Linked DNA regions of Homo sapiens: region 2 is linked to region 1. A link is an interaction called in ENCODE POLR2A ChIA-PET data of the cell type or tissue named here. Cell type or tissue: PC-9. All regions are shown on one strand.

Region 1 (5,000 bases):
AATCAATGTTATTTTTATTAATTCTTCTTGTGCCTTTATTGACTTTTTTTTTTTTTTTTGGTAGAGACAGGTTTCACCATGTTTCCTAGGCTGGTCTCAAACTCCTGAGCTCAAGCAATCCTCCTTCCTCAGCCTCCCAAAGTACTGGGATTACAGGTGTGAGCCACACACCAGGCCCTTCACCATTTATTTTTAATTGTTCTGCCTCTACTGTTCTACTTCCTCTTCCTTCCCTCCCATCATGAGCAAGCTGCAACTTACCAGAAGCTATTTCTGAAAGACACTGGGGAGTCCAGGAAGAACGAGAGTGATCAGCTAATTAGGAAGATTCCTACTTTAAAGGAGAGACCACAGACTGAGACACTGGACTGGTGGTCACGGTTCCTACACAAAAGGCCCCCAAGGAGTGTCTATGTCCCCTCTCGTCCCCATGGGCAATGCCTACATTGGGGTGTGGGACACTGGTACCAAGCCGCTCTATCAGGATGGTAGCCCTGCACTGGATTTCACTGTGGCTGGCCCTTAGAACACTGTTTACAACCTGGAGGCAGCAGCAGGCTCTAATGCACAGAAATGCCTGATTTTTTAAAAACCAAAACACCTGGTTATAAAACGCTTAGTAACCATCTTGACTGCTTCATCTTCAACCCTATTCATCTCTCTTCAGAAGTGATTCCTCCCAACATAACCCTCCCCGCTTCCTGACACTCCCCAAAGAACTGGTTCCTAGATTTTTGTTTCATGAACTAATAAAATGTTCTATAAAATGGGGACTGACCTAATATTGCCGGGTTTTTATTTTGCCAAGTAAGGATCTCAGAAACTTGATAGAAAGGCCACTGTCTCAGGGTTCAATCATTATACAAAGTTAGCTTCATGCCAGTTCTCTACATTTATTTTCTCATTTCCCTTCCTCACAGTAAAAAAGTAGTCCAAAATACTGTGGATCCCAAGCTGGTCTCGAACTCCTTGGACTCAAGTGACCTGCCTGCCCCAGTCTCCCAAACTGCTGGGCTTGCAGGCATAAGCCACAGTGCCTGGTCCCCTAGATTTTTAATGTGAAAGCTAAAGTCATCAATTGAAGATCTTTCTTTTTTACTATAGGCATTCAGTGCTATATTTTCACTTTCCTCAAGCATGCTTTCGGGGCATACGTGTGTCTTCCTTTTCATTCCATGTGAGCTACTTTGTAATTTCACTTGTTGTTTTTTTAGAGAGGGGATCTTTCTCTGTCACCTAGGCTGGAGTGCAGTGGCATGCTCATAGCTCTCTGAAGCCCCAAATTCCTGGGTTCAAGCGATCCCACCATCTTGATCTCCCAAAGTGCTGGGATTATAGGTATGAGCCAGCACACCTGGGTGTTAACATTTCTTAAAGCATGGGTCTGCTGATGATGAATTATCTCAGCCTCTTCTTTTTTTTTTTTTAAGAAACAAGATCTTACTCTGTCACCTGCGCTTAAGTGCAGTCTCCACCTCCTGGCCTTAAGTGATCCTCCTGCCTCCCAAGTAGCTAGGACCACAGGTGCACACCACCATGCTCAGCTAATCTTTGACTTTTCGTAAAGATGGAGTCTATAAAACATAGCCAGTTTGGCTATGTTTCCCAGGCTGGACTGGAACTCCTGGGCTCAAGTGATCCTTCCATCTTGGCCTCCCAAAGTGTTTGGATTACAGGCGTGAGCCACCACACCTGGCCCTCTTTCAGCTTTTTTATATCTGAAAACTTCACTATTTTGCCTTTGAAGATATTTGGGGTGGGAGGAATGACAACATAAAAAGTTATTTTCACCTGGTCAAGAATTTTGGACGGATAGCTTTTTCTTTCAGTACAGTCATGCAAACTGCATAATAGCATTTCAGCCAACAGTGGACCACTTATACAATGGTTGTCCCATATGATTATAATAGAACTAAAAAATTCCTATTGCCTAATGTCATGGCTGTAGCGTCACAGTGAAAAGCATTACTCACATTTGTGGTGATGTGGTATAAACAAACCACTGCAAGTTGTATAAAAATGTATATTCATGTCCTAAGCCTTCACATTCACTCACCACTCACTCACTGACTCACCCAGAGCAACCTCCAGTCCTGCAGGCTCCAATCATGGTAAGTGCCCTATACTGTACTGTTTTTTATCTTTTATATTGTATTTTCACTGTACCTTTTCTATGTGTAGATACACAAATACTTAACATTGTGTCACAACTGCCTACAGGACTCAGTACAGTATCATGCTGTGCAGGTTTGCAGCCTAGGAGCAATAGGCCTTACCACATAGCCCAGGCGTGTAATAGGCCGTACCATCTATGTTTGTGTAAATACACTCTGATCTTCGCGTGACAATGCACTTGCCTAACACCACATTGCTCAGAAGGTGTACCTGTTATTGAGTGACATTACTATATTGAGTGACATTACTACATGGCATGACAGCGTCAAAGATGTTGCTTCAAGGCCAGGCGCAGTGACTCAAACCTGTAATCCCAGCATTTTGGGAAGCCGGGGCGGGTGGATCACCTGAGGTCAGGAGTTCAAGACCGGCCTGGCCAACATGGTAAAACTCTGTATCTACTAAAAATACAAAAATCAGCCGGGTGTGGTGGCGGGCACCTGTAATCCTGGCTACTTGGGGGGCTGAGGCAGGAGAATTGCTTGAATCCGGAAGATGAAGGTTGCAGTGAGCAGAGATTGTGCCACTGTGCTCCAGCCTGGGATACAGACTGAGACACCGTCTCAAAAAAAAAAATTAAAAAAATAAAGACGTTGCTTCACTGAATTCTTACTTACTTTTCTTTTAAGAAAACTTCTTTGCCCATATCTTTGTTCCTGTGTGCACAGTATGTCTTTTTTCCTCTGGTTGGTTTGAAGGTTTTTTTTTTCTTTATCACTGATTTTGAGCAATTTGATTACGAAGTGCCTTGGTATACTGCTTCATGTTTCTTATGCAGGAGATTAATTAAGCTTCTTAGCAGTGGGTTTACAGTTTTCACCAAGCTTGTAAAGTTTCTGGCCACTATTTCTTCAAATATTTTTTCTCTCCTTTCTCCTCTTCTTTGAGGACTTTAATTATCAGTATAATAGGCTACCTGAAGTTGTCCCATAGCATAGTGATGCATTTATTTATTTATTTATTGACAGGGTCTCACTCTGTTGCCCAGACCAGAGTGTAGTGGCTTGATCATGGCTCATGCAGTCTTGACCTCCCAGGCTCAAGCAATCCTCCCACCTTAGCCTCCCAATTAGTTGTAATCAAAGGCATGCACACCACGCCTGGCTAATTGTTCAATTTTTTTCTTTTTTGATGAGGTCTCCCTTTGTTGCCCAGGCTGGTCTCAGATTCCTGGGCTCAAGTGATCCTCCTTCTTTATCCTCCCAAAGTGCTAGGATTACAGGTGTGCTGGGATTACACACATGGTCGGAGTACAGGTGTGTGCCACCACACCTGGCCTAGTAATGATGCTTTTGAAAATCTGTTTGGTTCTCTTTTCCCCAGGTTTCATGTTGAATAGTTGAGCTCTTTCTTTAGCAGTGTTTAATCTGCCCTTCAATGTAATTCCCTTCAGTGTAAACTTTACCTCACACATTATGGTTTTCATCTTCAGAAATTCAATTTGGGTAATTTTCAGATTTTCCATGACTCTCCACTTAACTTCTAGAACATATGGAATACAATTACAGTAAGTTTGTTTGTTTGTTTTTGAGATGGAATTTCGCTCTTGTTGCCCAGGCTGGAGTGCAGTGGCACGATCTCAGCTCACTGCAACCTCCGCCTCCCAGGTTCAAGTGATTCTCCTGCCTCAGCCTCCCGAGTAGCTGGGATTACAGGCATGTGCCACCACACCCGGCTAATTTTGTAATTTTAGTAGAGACAGGACACAGGGTTTCTCCATGTTGGTCAGGCTGGTCTCAAACTCCTTACCTCAGGTGATCCTCCCGCCTCGGCCTCCCAAAGTGCTGGGATTACAGGTGTGAGCCACCACGCCCAGCCTACAGTGTTTTAATGTGCTTCTCTTCAACACTAACGTGCGTGTCAGTACTCAGTCGGTTTTCATTGATTATTCTCTTCATTATATACACATCATAGTTTCCTCCCACTCTGCATGCCTGTGCTATGGGCTGAATAATGTCCCCTCAAAATTTGTATGTTGAAGTCTTAACCCCTAGCACTTCAGAATATGACTGTATTTAGAGAGAGGGTCTTAAGGAGGTAATTATGCTAAAATGAGGTCATCAGGGTGGACCCTAATCCACTATGACTCAGCTTTGTAAGAAGAAATGCAGAAAGAGCCACACACAGAGGTTAGACCATATGAAGACACATGGAGAAGGTGGTCATCTACAGGCAAAGCAGAGGGGCCTCATGAGAAACCAGCCCTGCTGACACCTCCATCTTGGACTTCTGGCCTCTGGAATCGAGAGAAAATAAACTTCTGCCATTTAAGTCACCTGGTCTGTGTTACTTTGTTATGGTAGCCCTCACAAACCCATACACCTGGAATTTCCCACTACTGAAGCATGCTGTTCCTGAATGTTCTACCAGTAAATTATAATCTTGCTCTAAGTAGCAGGGACTGTATCTTCTGATCTTTTCAGACAGTTCTTTCCCCAGCCACAGAGAGTTTCCTCACACACGTGTGCTGATCAAGGGGACCCTCTGCAGACCCCAGGGTCTCTCTCTGTGTTGCTCTCTCCTCTCTGGTACTCTGTCCTATAAACTCTAGCCACATTGGTCTCTCCAGATTCTCAGCTCCACACCCACAACCCTGGGAGTCCACGTGGCTCCCCTCCCTGTGCCATGGCGTGGAAGCTCTCTCAAGGAGATCAGCTAGGGTACTGTAGGGCTCACTTCCTTTGTCTGTCACTTCTCCGAGTTTACTGTCCTTTGTTGCTTGGTGCCCAGTGTTTTAAAAATTGTTTCGTGTATGTTGTCGTTTTTGTTGTGGCTGCTATTTGGGTTATTTCCGGGTAAATTCAGCCACCTTGGTCAGTAGTGGA
Region 2 (5,000 bases), 240 kb before region 1:
AAGGTGGCCATGGTGGCAGGGATGGAGCTTACACATGGGCTCAGCAACATGGACTTCCACTCACCAAGGCCAAGCTGGCTACAGCCACTGCTGAGTGCCCAATCTGCCAGCAGCAGAGACTGACACTGAGCCCCCAGTATGATACCATGCCCTGGGGTGATCAGCCAGCTACCTGTGGCAGGTTGATTACAGTGAACAGCTTCCATCATGGAAGGGGCAGGGCAGTGCTTTGATCTTATTGGAATAGACACTTACTCTGAATGTGGATTTATCTTTCCTAAATGTAATGTTTCTGCCCAAACTATCATCAGTACTATGGAATGCCTCATCCATCACCATGGTAGTCCACACAGCATTGCTTCTGATCAAGGGACTCATTTCACAGCAATGAAGTGTGGCAAGGGTCCATGCTCATGGAATTTACTAGTCTTATCATGTTCCCTACCATCCTGAAGAGCTGACTTGAGAGAATGGTGCAATGGCCTTTTAAAGACTCAGTTACAATACCAGCTAGGTGGCAATACCTTGCAGGGCTAGGACAAGGTTCTCCATGAGGCTGTATATGTTTTGAATCAGCATTCAATATATAGTGCTGTTTCTCCCATAACCAGGATTCCCAGGTCCAGGAATCTAGGGGTAGAAATGGGAGTGGCACCACTCACTATTATCCCCAATAACCCATTAGCAACATTTTTGTTTCCTGTTCCAGCAACTTATGCTCCACTGGCCTAGAAGTCCTAGTTTCAGAGGGAGGACTGCTTCCACCAGGAGACACAGTGATGATTCCATTGAACTGGAAGTTAAGATTGCAACCCTGCCACCTGGGGCTCCTCATGCCTCTAAATCAACAAGCAAAGAAGGGAGTTACTCTGCTGATTGATCCAGACCACCAAGGAGAAATTAGACTGCTACTTCACAATGGAGTCAAGAAAGAGAATGTCTGGAATACATGCAATCCCTTAGGAAATCTCTTAGTGTTACCGTGTTCTGTGATCAAAGTCATTGGAAAACTACAACAACCCAAGCCAGGCAGGACTACTAATGGCCCAGACCCTCAGAAATAAAGGTTTCAGTCACTGCACCAGATAAAGCGTCACCAGCTGAGATACTTGCTGAGGGCAAAGGGAATACAGAATGGGTAGTGAAAGCAGTTAGCTATGAATACCAGCTATAACCACATGACAGTTACAGAAATAAGGGCTGTAATTGTTGTATTTCTCCCTCATTGTATGTTATGAACAGATCTGTGTGTGTGTGTATACGTGTGTGTGAAGCAAATGTCTGTTTTATTACCCTTCTTATCCCCTTATCATGTAAACAAGCTGTATTGATTTTATATCATAGTGTTTAAGTATTGTTAACTTTTTATCTTAGATTGGGCTGCATAACAAATTATAGCTGAGTGACTTAAATAACATTTTATAAACCATCGGCTGAGTGACTTAAGAAACATTTATTCCTCACAGTTCTGGAGGCTAAGTCCAAGATCCAGGCACCAGCAGATCTGGCATCCGGTGAGGGCCTGCTTCCTGGTTTGCAGCTGACCATCTTCACATTGTATCCTCCCTGGCTGAGAGCAGAGAGGAAGTGAGTTCTCTCATGTCTGTTCTTGTAGGGCACTAATCACATTCACAAGGGCTCCACCCTCATGATCTAATCACCTCCTAATTCCATTACATTGGAGGTTAGGACTTCAACCTATAGATTTTGGGGGGACACATTCAGTCCATAACAACTAAGTTACAGAATATCAAGAAATCCTGCCTTGATCTTTCCATGACCAGCCCCGCTCTGAAGTGCTCAGTCAACGTTAGCATACAAAAAGACATCACTTTGGAGATTCCAAGGATTTTAGGAGTTGTATGCCAGGAAATAGGACAAAGACCAAATATATATATATTTCACAATATCACATGTACACTTATAATAAATTTTATGGTATGTGGATTATACCTCAATTAAGCTGTTTTTTCTTTTAAAGGCCAAAACATGTTTGGATGTAACCCAAAACGTCAGGACTTCAGGTGCCTCCTGACCCTGACCACGGCTGGCACCTTTTCTTCCTCCTGCGTCGTGTCCTGCGCTCTGTGTTGAAACTGGGTTCCCATTAATTATTAATTTTTCTCCAGAGAATACTTGTTAAAGAAGAATTAATGCTATTGTTTTAGAGCAAATGCTGCCCAAATACTGTCTTTAGTAGAATTGTAATCAGCTTTACCCACTTTCCATCTAATCTGATTGAATCAGATTTTCTACAAAATCTTTTTTTTATTTTGTTGCTATTAAAAGGTCACCTATTTGATCTGCCTCAAACTCTAAGTTCTTGGGATTCATTTATAATTACAAGTTCACAGATGACCTAACCAGGGATTGAATTACAATACTTTTAATTAAAATAGAAAAAAGGGAGGGGAGAGAGGTGGACATTCGCCATAGTGGAATTTGGGGGAATGCTGGGTGCTGCTTGGCTGAATCTATTTTAGCCTGTCTTCTCTAGCCCCTGGTTAGAAGTCTGTTCACCATAATGCCTTCTGACCCTCTGCACTTACTCCATCATAATTATCCTTTAATACTCTTATAAATGAACTTTTAGCTTATCTTCCATTAATTCTCCAGAATAAGCAAAGCCATCTAAATAAAGTGTTTAACCCTTTCCTGGCCTTCCCTTTCCCAGGGATCTGTGGAAAGTTGCTAGGAAGGGAAATTCATTACCCTCCTGTGTAGAAGTGAACTTGAATCAGTCACCTGTCTCTTCTCCCGACCACAAGTGAGGCTCACAGGTTGCATGTGGAGTGAAGTGGGTACCCCAAGGCCTCTTGGCATCAGGCATGGGAAGAACACAGCTGCCCCAAGGATGAGAAACACCCAGGGCACCGTAGGAGTCCAGGTGCTTGGCGTGGAGCACTCGTGGCCTTTGCGGCATTGTGTGGTCCCCAGGACGCACTGGCCAGGAATGGTGGTCCACAGAGGACTGGGGCCTGCTCTCATCCTCATACTGTGTGGGGAAGCTCCACCTTGGGAGCCAAGCAGCTCAGTGGGGGCAGGACAAGAGCTCCAGGCCAGGCCGATGTGAGGGTCCAATCTCCACCCTGCCACTTCGTGGCTGTGTCCTTGGGCAACTAACTTGGCCCCCTCAGTCAGTTTCCTTGTCTGTAAAATGGAAATGGGCTTAGTGCATATTCCACAGGGGTGCGGTGAGACCTAAAGGAACAAAGGCAGCTAGAGCTCAGTACAAGACCAGTAAAATCCCCTGCATGGTGCTATCGGGCCGAGCCTTGCCTGCCCTACTCACCTGCACGCCCTGGTGGTGCTTCCTGCAAACGCCTGTAAATGGGATTTTTGGCCTGAGAGCCCACAAGCTCACGTGGCAGCTAGGAGTGCCAGAGAGTGAATGCCTGGCCCTCAGGTGCACATCCCTCATCCCTCAGGTGGACGCCCCTCAGAGGGACAACCTTCAGGTGGGACTCCCCTCAGGTGGATTCCCCTCAGATGGATTCTCCTCAGGTGGATGCCCCTCAGGTGGATTCCCCTCAGGTGGATGCCCCTCAGGTGGATTCCCCTCAGGTGGATTCCCCTCAGGTGGATGCCCCTCAGGTGGATTCCCCTCAGGTGGATGCCCCTCAGGTGGATTCCCCTCAGGTGAATGCTCCTCAGGTGTGTGTCCCTCAGGTGGATGCCCCTCAGGTGGACTCCCCTCAGGTGGACTCCCCTCAGGTGGATTCCCCTCAGGTGGATTCCCCTCAGGTGGACTCCCATCAGGTGGACACCCCTCAGGTGGATTCCCCTCAGGTCTGTGCCCCTCAGGTGGATTCCCCTCAGGTGGAGTCCCCTCAGGTGGAGTCCCCTCAGGTGGACACTCATCAGGTGGATTCCCATCAGGTGTCTGTCCCTCAGGTGGACGCCCCTCAGGTGGACACTCATCAGGTGGACACCCCTCAGGTGAGATTCCCCTTAGGTGGATGCCCCTCACGTGGGATTCCCCTTGGGTTTGTGCTCAGTCTCCAGAGTCCCCAGAGCTCCCTGTTGGGATGAGGCCCTGGTCGCCTACCACAGTCACTTGCAGAATGATGCTGGTATTGGTTCCTCCTCCCCTGCCTGCCTCAGTTTCCAGTCCCTTATTAGAGTTTCCTGCAGTCACCAAGAAATGATTAGCTATGTCCGTTTTGTCCCTACCCCATCCCCACTTAGCACCAAAGCTGGGCTGTGGTCAGCTGCCTCCACTCTGTTTTCCAGCTTCATGTTTGGGTTGCAGCTCCCTTCCCGGCCACCAGTCGACCACCTCTGGTCAAACCATACCAACAGGTGAGCTGCCCTGCACATTGGGAAGACTGCAATCATCACCAACCATCTTATTCAGGTGGGCTTTTCCCAAGTAGATGCAGCCACTGTCTAACCAGTGTCTTCACCACCTCTGAACTCCACGGAGCTCCCACACCGTGCTCAACCTTCAGGAGTTTTTTTAATGCCAGTTCATATTCCCTGCCCCCAGGAAGTTGGAGAAACAAAAATGAGTTGCATCTCTGTAGGGTCAGCCAGAATGGACATCATGGTTTGGAGTCCACAGAAGCAAAGCCAAGTCGGGGATTCATGTGCATGTGGTTTATTGGAGGGTGCTCACCAGAAGAGAGGGAAAGGAGGAGGCAGGGACTTTGTATCCCACCCACGCACCTCTCCACCCACCCCTCCTGGCACTCAGAGGCCACAGGCAGTTGGAGAGGTAGAAATTGCAGCTCTGGGCCAGGCAGTTTCTGCTCCCAGAGGGGTCCAGAAGCAGGTGGCAGGAGTGAGGCCTGAGCCCCCACAGCACCTGGGAAGGACACACCCTTACATGAAAAGGGGATAGCAGGGTGTCAGAGCAGGGACCAAAGGCACGTGCCATAATGGCCTAAAGATTCAGAGTGTGTCTTAGTCTGTTCAGACTGCTATAACAAATACCTTAGCCTGGGTAATTTACAGACAATACGAATTTATTGCTCACAGTTCTGGAGACTGGGAAAGCC

The links. Peaks named below come from ENCODE experiments on the same cell type or tissue, not always from the same donor. Only the 100,000 strongest peaks of a DNase experiment are listed, where the experiment ranks them.
Region 2: POLR2A ChIA-PET joins it to region 1 with 9 read pairs; 2 of 35 experiments call an interaction of 5 or more read pairs at or near these places.

The regions. Positions count from the first base shown.
Region 1 is chr20:25,370,807-25,375,806 of GRCh38, forward strand. All of the region lies in intron 1 of ABHD12 (abhydrolase domain containing 12, lysophospholipase), which reads right to left. Among named protein-coding and RNA genes, the nearest start is that of ABHD12, 18 kb to the right of the region's middle. In PC-9, no CTCF peak of the experiment used is centred here; a DNase peak (open chromatin) is centred at 1,975.
Region 2 is chr20:25,126,774-25,131,773 of GRCh38, forward strand. No RefSeq gene overlaps it. Among named protein-coding and RNA genes, the nearest start is that of VSX1, 47 kb to the left of the region's middle. In PC-9, no CTCF peak of the experiment used is centred here; no DNase peak of the experiment used is centred here.